2 separate regions of the Homo sapiens genome follow, and region 2 is linked to region 1. Evidence: chromatin loops called from intact Hi-C (ENCODE). Cell type or tissue: Calu3. All regions are shown on one strand. Links, peaks and the distances in the headings refer to the core of each region. The heading gives the core; the rest is flanking DNA.

Evidence for each region. Peaks named below come from ENCODE experiments on the same cell type or tissue, not always from the same donor. Only the 100,000 strongest peaks of a DNase experiment are listed, where the experiment ranks them.
Region 2: a loop joins it to region 1, with 3 times the contacts of the local background. A loop is called at or near these places in 15 of 110 quality-filtered maps.

The regions. Positions count from the first base shown.
Region 1 is chr5:151,310,308-151,317,197 of GRCh38, forward strand. SLC36A2 (solute carrier family 36 member 2) reads right to left here. Exons shown (of 10, transcript NM_181776.3): 10 at 4,665-6,781. The coding sequence ends at 6,510. Among named protein-coding and RNA genes, the nearest start is that of SLC36A3, 10 kb to the left of the region's middle. In Calu3, for the core only: a CTCF peak has its summit at 5,894 (motif pointing left); a DNase peak (open chromatin) is centred at 5,874.
Region 2 is chr5:151,496,661-151,502,333 of GRCh38, forward strand. It overlaps a transcript of SLC36A1 not described here. Among named protein-coding and RNA genes, the nearest start is that of MIR6499, 23 kb to the right of the region's middle. RefSeq lists an enhancer at 1,218-1,879. In Calu3, for the core only: a CTCF peak has its summit at 4,264 (motif pointing left); a DNase peak (open chromatin) is centred at 4,261.

The sequences.
Region 1 (6,890 bases), core at 4,391-6,890:
ACAACTCCAGACGCGCTGCCTTAAGAGCTGTAACACTCACCGGGAAGGTCTGCAGCTTCACTCCTGAGCCGGCAAGACCACGAACCCACCAGAAGAAAGAAACTCCGAACACATCTGAACATCAGAAGGAACAAACTCCAGACACGCCGCCTTCAAGAACTGCAACACTCACCGCGAGGGTCCGCGGCTTCATTCTTAAAGTCAGTGAGACCAAGAACCCACCAATTCCGGACACAGTAGGACAGGTCTGGTGTTGATAAAATCCTTCAATTTTTGTTTGTCTGGGAAAGTCTTTATTTCTCGTTCATGTTTGAAGTATATTTTCACCAGATATACTATTGTAGGGTAAAAGTGTTTTCCTTCAGCACTTTAAATATGTCATGCCACTCTCTCCTTGCCTATAAGGTTTCCACTGAAAAGTCTTGCTGCCAGACATATTGGAGCTCCATGGTGTTTTTGTTTGTTTTTCTCTCTTGCTGCTTTTAGGATCCTTTATACTTGATCTTTGAGAGTTTGATTATTAAATGCCTTAAGGTAGTCTTGTTTAGGTTAAATCTGCGTGGTGTTCTATAAACTTCTTGTACTTGGATATTGATAACTTTCTCTAGGTTTAGGAAGTTCTCTATTATCCTTTTGAATGACATTTCTACCCCTATCTCTTTCTCTACTTCCTCTTTTAAGGCCAATAACTTAGATTTACCTTTTTGAGGCTATTTTCTAGATCCTGTAGGTGTGCTTCATTATTTTTTATCCCTTTTTTTTTTGGTGGTCTCTGACTATTTTCAAACAGCCTATCTTTAAGCTAACTAATTCTTCTGGTTGATTGATTCTATTGTTAAAAGACTCTGATGCATTCTTCAGTATGGCAATTGAATTTTTCAGCTCCAGAATTTCTGATTCTTTTTCATGATTTCAATATCTGTTAAATTTATCTGATGAATTCCTTCTCTATGTTATCTTGAATTTCTATGAATTTCCTCAAAACAACTATTTTCAATCCTCTGACTGAAAGTTCACATATCTCTGTATCTCCAGGATTGGTCCCTGGTGCCTTATTTAGTTCATTTGGTGAGGTCGTGTTTTCACGGATGGTGTTGATGCTAGTAAATGCTCTTCAGTTTCTGGGCATTGAAGAGTTAAGTATTTTTTGCAGTCTTCACTGTCTGGACTTGTTTGTATCCATCATTCTTGGGGAGGTTTTCCAGATATTTGAAAGGGCTTGGGTGTTGTGATCTAAGTTGTATCTGCTTCAGGGCACAACCCAAGCCCAGCAACACTGTGGTTGTTGCAGACTGACAGAGGTACCACCTTAATCATCTTGGACAAGATCTGGGAGAATTCTCTGGATTACCAGATAGAGACTCTTGTTCTCTTCCCTTACTTTCTCCCAAACAGAGTCTCTCTCTTTGTTCTGAGCCACATGAAGCTGGGGGTGGAGTGATACAAGCACCCTTGTGACCACCATCACTATGACTGCACTGGGTCAGACCTGAAGCCAGCATAGCACTGGGTCTTGCTAGAGGCCTCCTGTAACCACTCCTTGGCTACTGCGTGTGTTTGCTCAAGGCTCTGGGGCTCTATAATCAGTAAGTGGCAAGCCATTCGGGTCTGTATTTTTCCCTTTAATGTGGAGAGTTCCCCCAGGCTGTATGCAGGTCCAGAGGTGCCATCTGTCTTGACAGCCAGGGACTAGAATCAAAAACCTAAGAAGTCTACCTGGTGCCGTATTGTACTGTGGCTGAGCTGGCACTCGAACCACAAGACACAGTCCTTTTCACTCTTCCCTCCCCTTTCCAAAGGTAGGGCAGCCTCACCCTATGGCCACTGCCACCTCAGGCCCACAGGGAGTAATGCTAGACTACTGCCAATGTTCCCTTAAGTCCTGAGGGCTCTTCAGTCAGCTTTTGGTGCATGCTGCCTGGCCTGGGACTCACCCTTCAAGGCAGTGGGCTACCCTCTGGCCCAGGACAGGTCCAGAAATGCCATCCAAGAGCCAAGTCCTGGAATTGGGGACCCCAAGAGCCTACTTGGTGCTCTACCCCTGTGGCTGAGCTGGTAACTAAAGTCAGCAGGTCTCAGAGTCTCACCCAAGGCCCTTGATGTAGTATCTGGGTATCACTGGTGTTTATTCAGGGCCCAAGGGCTCTTCAGTGAGCAGGTGATGAATGCTGCCAGGACTGGGTCCTTTCCTTCAAGACAGTGGGTTCCCTTCTGGCCCAGGGTATGTCTAGAAATGCCCAGAAGCTAAGGTCTGGAAAGGCAGCATCATGACTCTGACCCATGCCCTATTCTTCTGTGGCTGAGTTGGTATCTAAGATGTAAGATAAAGTCCTCCCCACTATTCCTTCTCCTCACCTCAAGCAAAAGGAAGGGGTCTATTCTGGAGCCACAAGCTGTGCTTCTTGGGGTTAGGAAAGGGGTGATGCCAAGCACTCCCTTAGTCACCCCAACTGGTGTCTCAGTATGTCTCCTGCTCCCCCAGTCCACTGTCTCTGGGTCCAATTCAGTACTAGGAGTCTCCTAGGAGTTGTAGTCCTTGTGGCCTAGACTGCCTTTCAAGTTTATTTAAAGCCCCAGAGCACTTTAGCCCATGGTGGTGAGGCCTGTGGGAACTAGAGTTCTGATCTCTGGGATCAGTGATTCCCCTCTGGCTAGGGCTGGTTTAAATGCTCCCTCTGTGGGCGGGTGTCAGCTGAGTTTGGTCTGGTTTTCCTTTCTGCTATAACAAGGGCAGCACCTAGTCAATGCATCACAATTACTGGGTTCTCCCTTCCCCAGAGCCCAGAGATACTCTGGGCACCATGGGCCCCTGCTGGGGGTGGGGGAGGGGTGGCGCTGCGCAGTTGATTCAAGACTGTTTTTTCTTTTACCTCTTTAGTGCCTCTTTCAGCCATACGAAGTTAAAACCAGGTACTGTGAGTGCCCACGTTTTTTGGTTCTTATGAAGGTGTACATAATTGTTAAATTGGTGTCCTTGCAGCAGGGGTTGGGGGACAGGACAGATCAGTGGAGCTTTCTACCATCTTGCTCTACCTCCTCCCTATTTTACATTTTGATAACCACCATTCAGTGGCCTCCCTTGGGCCCTACAATGCAGTGAGGAGCTTTGATGCACAAATGTTTGCATCCTGGATCCATCCTTCACTACGTGTTTGATCTTTAACAAGTTATTTAATGTCTCTGAGTCTGTTTCCTTATCTGAAAATGGAGACAATGACAGTGTAAACATCACAGGTCATTGTAAGGATTAAATGAGATGATCTCATGTAAAATCCTTAGTAAGCACTCAATGAAGGAAAGGAGGAAGGGTTTTCTATGTTCCTTGACTCACTAGCAAGTTCCAGAAGTTAAATAAATAGTAAGTTAAATGGGGGGAAGAAAGTCGTGTGTATGCATATGTGTGTACTAAAAAAATCAGTTCCAAACCACTTAAGAAATTTTAATATCACCACCACTCAGACATAAAGCTAACATGTAGTAGTCTTTAGTGTTGCCAATGATTACTAATGAGTCTCCCTAGCTTAGTTTTGTTGGTTATATCAATGTTGCTAAATTTAGTTTTTCTTTCCAAGGTTTAACTTCAGCCAGATTTGTCTGAGTAATAAAATTAACCCTATCCTCTTACACAGTAGGGGCTTATCTTTAGAGAATGAGTGTAAACTTTTCTTAATAACAGAGAAGATAACTTTAAACTTCAAGGATGGGTGCGGTGATTGATAGTGGAGCAGGGTGGGAGAGAAATGTTTCCAGAGAGGATGATCACATTGCCAACACTCAGGATGGATCATTGGAAGTCCTTTGGGTTTGCTGATGAAACAGAGAGCTCAGGGTGGAAATGACAACCCATTCTCTGGCAAAGTGGACTGTGGACCCCTGCACGAGCTATGAGTGTCCTGTTGCCCAACAGGGACTCTGTAGGCTATGGGATCTGGGTGTGGACCACCAGCCTTTCCTCCATCTGAGTGGACTTGTGCTGGTGAAGTATCTTCTGGAAGTCCAGCAGATAGAAAGTAACATACAGAAAGAGCAGACCGGGACGTGGGAATTGGGGGGCACAGGGAAGACGAAGGATGAAAATAAGCAGGACAGGGCTTTTTCAAATGTTCTCTTAACACCGAGGCTGAAACAGGCATAGCTCATTCCCGTAAACCACGGAGAGTTTGATGAGAAACTCTCCTCTCCCCACCTTTTGGGACTATAGATCTTCAACATCTATTTATTTATCTAGGTGCGTTTTCTCAATTTTAGTAATTCTGAGGGGAGGGGAGAGAGCAGTCACCACCAGAAGGATGGAGGTGATGTCTCAGGTTGGCTTGCCTCTGGCTGCCAGCCAAGATCAGACACAAGCATAGGTGCTGTAATGTCCAGGCAGCAGGACAGAATGGAAGAAGGTTCAGGCTCAGTCGTAGAAGATTCAGGTTCTACTCAAAGCCCAGCTCAAATGATACCACCTGTGGAAAGTCTTCTTTGGTGCTCTAGAGCAGGTAGTGTCCTTTGCCCTTAGATGGACATTAGATGGTATTTACTTAGTTGATTACCTGTTAACTCTTCCCCAATGGACAGCAGACTGGCTGCTTGAGAGCAGGGATTCTTTTCTCATTAATCAGTGTATCCTCTTTAGAATGATTTATCAGTTATCTTTTGCTGCATAAAACTTCCCACTCTTTATGTATTAAAATTACAAACATCTTTATTATTTATCACAGTTCTGTGGATTATCTGTACAATTCTTATGGTCTGTGTCAGCCTGACTGGGGTTGGATATAGTCTAGGATGGCTTTACTCGTGTCTGGAAGTTGGTAGGCTGGTTGATCTGCGGACAGGGCTCAACTGGGATGATTCATTTATGTTCCACATGGTCTCTGATCCTCCGGTAGGCTAGCCCAGGATGCTTTACTTGGTGGTCTCAACTCCATAGAGCAGCAAGTGATGTAAGTCCTGATGCATAGGTTATTACCAAACCTCTGACTGCATCACATTTACTAATGTCCCATTGGCCAAAGCAAGTTACAAGGCCAAGATCAAATTTAAAGGGGAGAGGCTGGGCGTGGTGGCTCACACTTGTAATCTCAGCACTTTGGGAGGCCGAGGCAAGTGGATCACCTGAGGTCAGGAGTTTGAGACCAGCCTGGCCAACATGGTAAAACCCCATCTCTACGAAAAACAAAAATTAGCCAGGCATAGTGGCAGGCACTTGTAATCCTAGCTACTTGGGAGGCTGAGGCAGAAGAATCGCTTGAACCCAGGAGGTGGAGGTTGCAGTGAGCCGAGATTGTGCCATTGCACTCCAGCCTGGGCAACAGAGCGAGACTTCATCTCAAAAAAACAAAACACAAAACAAAACCGACAAACAAGCAAAAAAATTTAAGGGATACAGATACAGACTTCATCTTTTCATAGGAGCAGGTGCAAAGTCACATTATCACGAGGAATTTATGGTCATTTTTGCAATATTCTACAAAATCTTGTTTGGCACACAGTAGGTAATCAAGAATGCATGTTGCAAGAATTAAGAGGTAAAGTCTATTCAAATAATATTCATGTTCACTCCTCATCCCTCCCCATTGGCACATCTACTTCCATGCCTCCTATTCATTGTTGGGATCTTTGAGTTGGGAGAAAATGTTATCTAATCGTTTGAAATGTTTGTTGCCCCTCATTTAATATGCATGGCTCCTTTCTATCTGAGAGTTTTCACACTGGTCATCTTGGCCCTACCCATCTCAACACTGGAGCCGTGCACAACTTTCTGGCTTGTGGATTATGTGCCCACCCTTAATGTTTGCTTTTTGAACAGACCCAGAAAAGGGAAAACCGGTTGTCTGCCAAAGTGTGGACAGTCTTAGCTGGCTGCATCTCCTTTGGCCAGTTGCTGCCACTTGGGGCCCTCTGGTGGCTGCTTCTTGCATAGCTCCACGCTAGGTATGAAATTCATTGTGTGAATTATCATAAGCTTGGATAGAGTCCAGAGCCTTCCAAGGGAAAGCTCACAATGTAGTGGAATGCCAGAGGTATGAAAAGAAGAAGTAATAAACAAAACAAAAATGTAAAAAATTACCATTTAGAGCTTGTAGCTTTCTTGTTTCACCATGACTTGGCCCAGAGAAAAGGCAAAGCAGTGACATAAAGATAATGCATATAAAAGAGATCTGGCCAGGCGAGGTGGCTCACGCCTGTGATCCCAGCATTTTGGGAGGCCGGGGTGGGTGGATCACCTGAGGTCGGGAGTTCAAGACCAGCCTGACCAACATGGAGAAACCCCGTCTCTACTAAAAATACAAAATTAGCCAGGCGTGCTGGACTATGCCTCTAATCCCAACTACTCGGGAGGCTGAGGCAGGAGAATCGCTTGAACCCAGGAGGCCGAAGTTGTGGTGAGCTGAGATCGCATCATTGTACTCCAGTCTGGGCAACAAGACAGAAACTCCGTCTCAAAAAAAAAAAAAAAAAAAAAAAGAGATCCATATAATTAAAAGTCGGGTGCTGGTAGGCAAGGAGCAGTGCCAGGCTCACCGAACAAAAGTGGTGGAGTTGGAAAAGGGGTGAGAGTCTTCTGACTTGAGCAGCTCGTCCAGGGCCTGGTAGGTCCCCACCACAAAGCCCACGAAGCCCAGGATGCTGATCAGGGCGTCCTTGAAGATGGTGAGGGGGCTCATGCCCTCTGAGTAGAACGTGGTGACCTCCAGGAGCGGTGGGATGATGAGGGCCAGGGCGGTGCCACTCACGGAGCCCACCAGGGAGATGACCAGGTCCAGGCGGGGGATGAGGATGGCCAGGAGGCCTGCAGGGAGAGGATAGTGGAGAGATGGAGCATTCCAGGCTTAGCCAAGCTTTGAAAGTTTGTTCTTAAAGTCCTCTTCTTGGCCAGGCACAGTGGCTCACACTTGTAA
Region 2 (5,673 bases), core at 2,868-5,367, 180 kb after region 1:
TTCTCCTGTCTCAGCCTCTCGAGTAGCTGGGACTACAGGTGCATGCCACCACGCCTAGCTGATTTTTGTACTTTTAGTAGAGAGGGGGCTTTGCCATGTTGGTCAGGCTGGTCTTGAACTTCTGACCTAGGTGATCCTTCCTGACACTATTTGTTATTTTAACCATTTATCAGATCCTGTGTTTTGTTAGATTTATACTTAAGTATTTAATTTTCTTTGGAGCAATTATAAATGGTATTTTTTATTCCAGTTTCTGTGTGTCCATTGGTAGTATATAGAAATATAACTGATTTGTGTATTTTAATCTTGTATCCTGTGACCTTTCTGTACTCGATAATTCTAGGAGTTTTTGGTTAGATTTCTTGAGATTTTCTATTTAGACAACCATGTTGTCTGCAAATAGAGATAGATGCATTTCTTCTTTTCCAGTGTCTATCTCTTTTCTTTCTTTCTTTCTTTTTTGTCATATTGCAATGGTTCAAATTTCCAGTTTAAAAAAAGTGGTGAGAGTGAACATCCTAGTCCAGTCCCTGATCTTGTAGGGAAAGCATTCAGTCTTTCACTTTAAGTATGATGTAAGTAGTATAATTTTTATAGAAGTTCCCCTCTATTTCTGTACTGAGATATTTAAAAATCATGAATGAGTACTGAATTTTGTCAAATGCTTTTTCTGTATCTGATATGATCGTATAGTTTTTCTTTTTTCACCTTTTGATATGGTGGATTCCATTGATTGATTTTTGAATATTGAACTGGCCTTGCTTACTTGGAATAAATCCTACTTGATCATTGTATACTATTCTTTATATTGTTAGATTGCCTTTCATTTTTCACTCACCCTGATATTTACTCTGACAGATGTAGAATCCAGAATGGTGCCTTTTTAGAAATGAGCAAAGCCATATGCATAACTTCTATTTTTGGCATAAGGGTACTTTTGCCCCAGGCTGGATTTCCGGCTGCTCTGGTGCTACAGAAAGGCTGCGTGGGTTTCTTTAGGACAGAGTTTCTTTACCTCACTATTACTGCCATTTGGGGCTGCAGAATTCTTGTTGAGGGGCTTTTCTGTGCATTCTAGGATGTTTAGCAGCATCCTGGGCCTCTGCCCACTAGATGTCAGTTGCACCCTGCAAGTTGTGACAACTAAAAATGTCTCCAGAATTGCCAAATATCCCCTTGGCTGGAGTGGGGGATGGGGTGGAAATTGCCCACCTCAGCTGCCAGGAACCAATGCCTGAGAACATTTGGTGCCCACCTACCTTTAGCTGGGGGGATGTCCTTTTTTTTTTTTTCTTTTTTTTTGAGACGAAGTCTTGCTCTAATCCCCCAGGCTGGAGTACAATGGTGCAATCTTGGCTCACTGCAACCTCCACCTCCTGGGTTCAAGCGATTCTCTGCCTCAGCCTCCTAAGTAGCTGGGATTACAGGCGCCTGCCACCACGCCCGACTAATTTTTGTATTTTTAGTAGAGACGGGGTTTCACCATGTTGGCCAGGCTGGTCTCGAACTCCTGACCTCAGGTGATCCACCCACCTCGGCCTCCCAAAGTGCTGGGATTACAGGTGTGAGCCACTGCGCACGGCCAGGGGGGTGGGAATGTCCTTTTATTATGGCCATGGAACAAAGGAAAGTGTGTCAATATGGATACTACACAATGAGCTGCTTTTTCAGTAGTAATGGTAAAATATCTCTAACATCTCCTGAACATTCAGTATACAAACTATGCTAAGCACTTTATGTATATTGTCTCCTTTAATACTCAAATCCAGTGAAGGAAAGTACTGGTAATATCCCCACTTTGCAAACTAGGCATAAAAGGTTAAATGACTTGCCCAAGATCACGTTTCCAAAGCGGTGAAGCCAGGTCTGTCTGACATCAAACCTCACGTCCTTGCTGCTGCAATCTTCTCCCCTGCCAGTTGATTCCTTCATTCCTCACCTCCTTCACTGAGCACGGCACATTTCCAAGCCTGTCTTTTGACTCCAGCCTGCTTTGCACCCTGCCCTCCATAAGTCACTCCCAGCTGTCAGAACTACCCACCATTGCCCAAATACTTAAAATCTCTAGGCCTTCCCTTTGGGATTTTCCCTTAGCCTAGCTGACCCTCCTTTCTGTGCTAAATTGGAAGCTCTGCTTTAAGACCCAGCTCAGATGGCTGGGCCCCTGTGGACCCATCCTGGCCAGTTCAGTCAGAACTTTACAGCTCCCTCCTCAGCAATGCTGTCACCTCCCTCCTCTGGTTATCCTCATACCTGCCTGCGCTGGAGACGTGGCTGCTCGGCCACTTTCCCCAGATTGTGAGCTGCCTGAGGGCACTGATCAATCAGATGAAATCTACTCCCACTCTGCCCTTGGGGGCTAATTACGTATCTGAAATCTTTGGTTACTAAATTCAGTGTAGTCTCCTTCTGTAGTGAATAGTGCCCTGGCCTGGTAAGGAGGTGACATCACTATATTGTCAGCTTTGTATCAATCTAACCAGGCACCTTTCTTGGTTGGACACTTTGGATTCATTGAGGAATTTTGAGAAAAGTTTTAAAATTGTCTTTTTGCAGCTGGATGCCTGAGAAAGTTCCTGCTTTTCATTCAGTGAAACAGCTGGTGCCCCTCTTCTAGAAGCAGTCAGAGGCTGCCCGAGGGTTTCCAAAGCCTGTCCTTAGACACCGCACCACAGGTGATGGACCAGCACCTGGGTCTGGCACCCTAGCAGGCTGGCATTGCACCAGTGTTTCAAGTCGTGCAAAGAGGTTGGGTTGACTCTTCTATACTGGACCAGCTGCGAGCCCTGGGCGCGTCACTCCATGCCTTAAAACTCTACCTGCTGGGTCTTTTTTGCCCTCTAGCTCTTTTAGAATCTTCATACATAATCTTCAGTCCAACAGATGTCGTTTTCCCCCCAAGGCCTTTGGCTCTGCCTTTGCTTATCCCCAGATGCTCACTTTTTGAGGGTTCTAGCCCAGTCCTCATGCCTGCCTCGGAGATCCCATGTGCCTCCCTCCAGAGCACTGCCCTGATGCCTGGAAAACATATGTGTCCTTCCTGTAAAGGCTTGAAAACCACCCCTGTAACAACAACTGTGCAAGCCCTCCCTCATCCGCCAGCCCCTGAAGGAAGTCGTTTCCCAATTCTCCTGTTTCCCAATTCTTACACCGTTTGTCCTGGCAAATCCCAGCTGCGTTTCCTTCTCCAATAGCAAGGCCTTGTCTGGCTCCTGAAACCACTCCTCACAGCAGGGCAGCAAGTCCCCACCCTGCCCCTCCCTTCTGGCCTGCTCCTCTAGCGATGCTCAAAGTTGCTGTGCCACTCTTAAGGTCCAGCCCCAAAAGTGGATGTAGGGCTTCGGGAGAGGCCTGGGGTTGAGTCCTAAGTTGAGCAGACCCCCACCTCCCCAAATCTGGGCCCCCTGGCTCTGTGCCACCTAGAAATTAGCATGGCCTTCTCTTGGCTTGTTCTGAACTCAGCCTGTTCCGTTGCACTTGCTGCTGCTCATCAGTCCCCTGTATTTGTAATTTATTTCGCGAACCCAAACGTAAGGCGCACCTCCCGAGTCAGGCCGACCTGGACTGGAATCCTGGTCCTGTCACTCATGAACTCTGTGACTTACCTTATTTAAGTTACTAACATAAATTAGGGGTCCCTCAGTTTATCTGTGCCTCGGTTTCTCCATTTGTAAATGATGATAGTACCTACCTCATTAGGGTTTTGTTGTTGTTGTTGTTGTTTTGAGACGGAATCTCGTTCTGTCACCCAGGCTGGAGTGCAGTGGCATGATCTCGGCTCACTGCAAACTCCGTCTCCTGGGTTCAAGTGATTCTCTTGCCTCAGCCTCCTGAGTAGCTGGGATTACAGGCACACGCCACCATGCCCAGCTAGTTTTTGTATTTTTAGTAGAGACGGGGTTTCACCATGTTGGCCAGGTTGGTCTCGAACTCCTGACCTCAGGTGATCCAACCACCTCGGCCTCCCAAAGTGCTGGGATTACAGGTGGGAGCCACTGTGCCTGGCCCCTCATTAGGTTTTTGTGAGAATTAAATGAGATAAGACGCTGAGTGCTTGCACAGCACCTGGCATAGCAAATGCTCAGTAAAAGGAGGCAGTAGAGGTGGTGGCTGATGGTAGTGACGGTCACGATGGTGAACTGCAAGTCTGCCTGAGCCCCAGTGGTTTAGGATGCCGGGATTTACCTGAAAACCTTTAGGCCTCCCCGCAGGCCCAGTAAACTGGTCCTTGATCCCAGAGAGCCCTCTGGTGGCTAATCTGTGAAGGCGCAGGCTGCGGAAGAAAAGGAGAAGGCGGGGCCTGGTGGGGAGAGGATGGAGGTGGGCTGGTTAAGAAGGCGTTCCCCATCCAGGAGAATGGGAGGCAGGGAGGTGCTGTGTGGACATCCCCAGACTGGGTGTCGGACCTGCCTTGGGGTCTTGCCCCTGGAATTCCGGCTGTGAGACCTCAGACAAACCCTTTCTCTATGGGCCTTAGCATGTGAAACATCAGGAATGAGGAGGACCAGGTCATTGTTTCCCAAAGACGAAGAGGGGGCCCCTGACAGTCATTTTTTAATCTGAATGGTTACATATTTTCATGGTATCATAATTAGTGTGCGACAGAGCTGGGCTTGGAATCAAACCTGTTCAACCTCAGAGCCACTGCCTGCGTGGTGTCTCCCACGGGTGTGCCTTCTTTGCCCAGCTGGATTGGGAACTTGAAGGCAGGGACTGGGCTTTCCTGTCTCGGTGTCATCATGGTTGCCTGGTGAAGTCACATTTAGCTGGCGACTAAGGGTGCGCTGTGGAGTAGCAGCCAGAGGCTGACTCTGGGTCCCAGGAGGGACCAGGCTGGTTTTGAACTCCTGACCTCAGGTGATCTGCCCACCTTGGCCTCCCAAAGTGCTGGGATTACAGGTGTGAGCCACACACCCGGCCTGGTATTATTTTCTGTCATACTGGCCACCATTTATTGTTTATGCTTTAATAAACTTTCCATTTACATGTATTTCTCATGACAATATGAGATAGCTATTATTCCTATATTATTTACTATCTTCATTTTACTGAGGAATGAGAGGCCTAACTGAACTTTGACAAAGGAGCAAAGGCACCACAATGGAGCGAACAGCCTTTTCAGCAAATGGTGCTGGACAGCTGGACAGCCACATGCAAACAAAATGAATCTAGATCTTACATCCTTCACAAAAAGTAACTTAAAGTGGACCATAGACCTAAATGTAAAATGCAAAACTATAAAACTCCTAGATGATAACATAGGAGAAAACCTGGAGACCTTGGGTTTAGCAATGAGTTTTTAAATAAAACACCGAGGGCATTCTGTATAAAAGAAATAAGCCAGACTTCCTTAAAATTAAAAACGAGTAGGGCAGGTGCGGTGGCTCATGCCTGTAATCTCAGCACTTTGGGATGCGGAGGCGGGTGGATCACCTGAGGTCAGGAGTTCAAGACCAGCCTGGCCAACATGGCGAAACCCTGTCTCTACTAAAAATACAAGAATTAGCTGGGTGTGGTGGTGGGCACCTGTAATCCCAGCTACTCAGGAGGCTGAGGTGGGAGAATTGCTTGAACCCAGGAGGTAGAGGTTGCAGTAAGTCGAGACTGTGCCACTGCACTTCAGCCTGGGCAACAGAGTGAGACTCTGTCAAAAAAAAAAAAAGTTAAAAACCT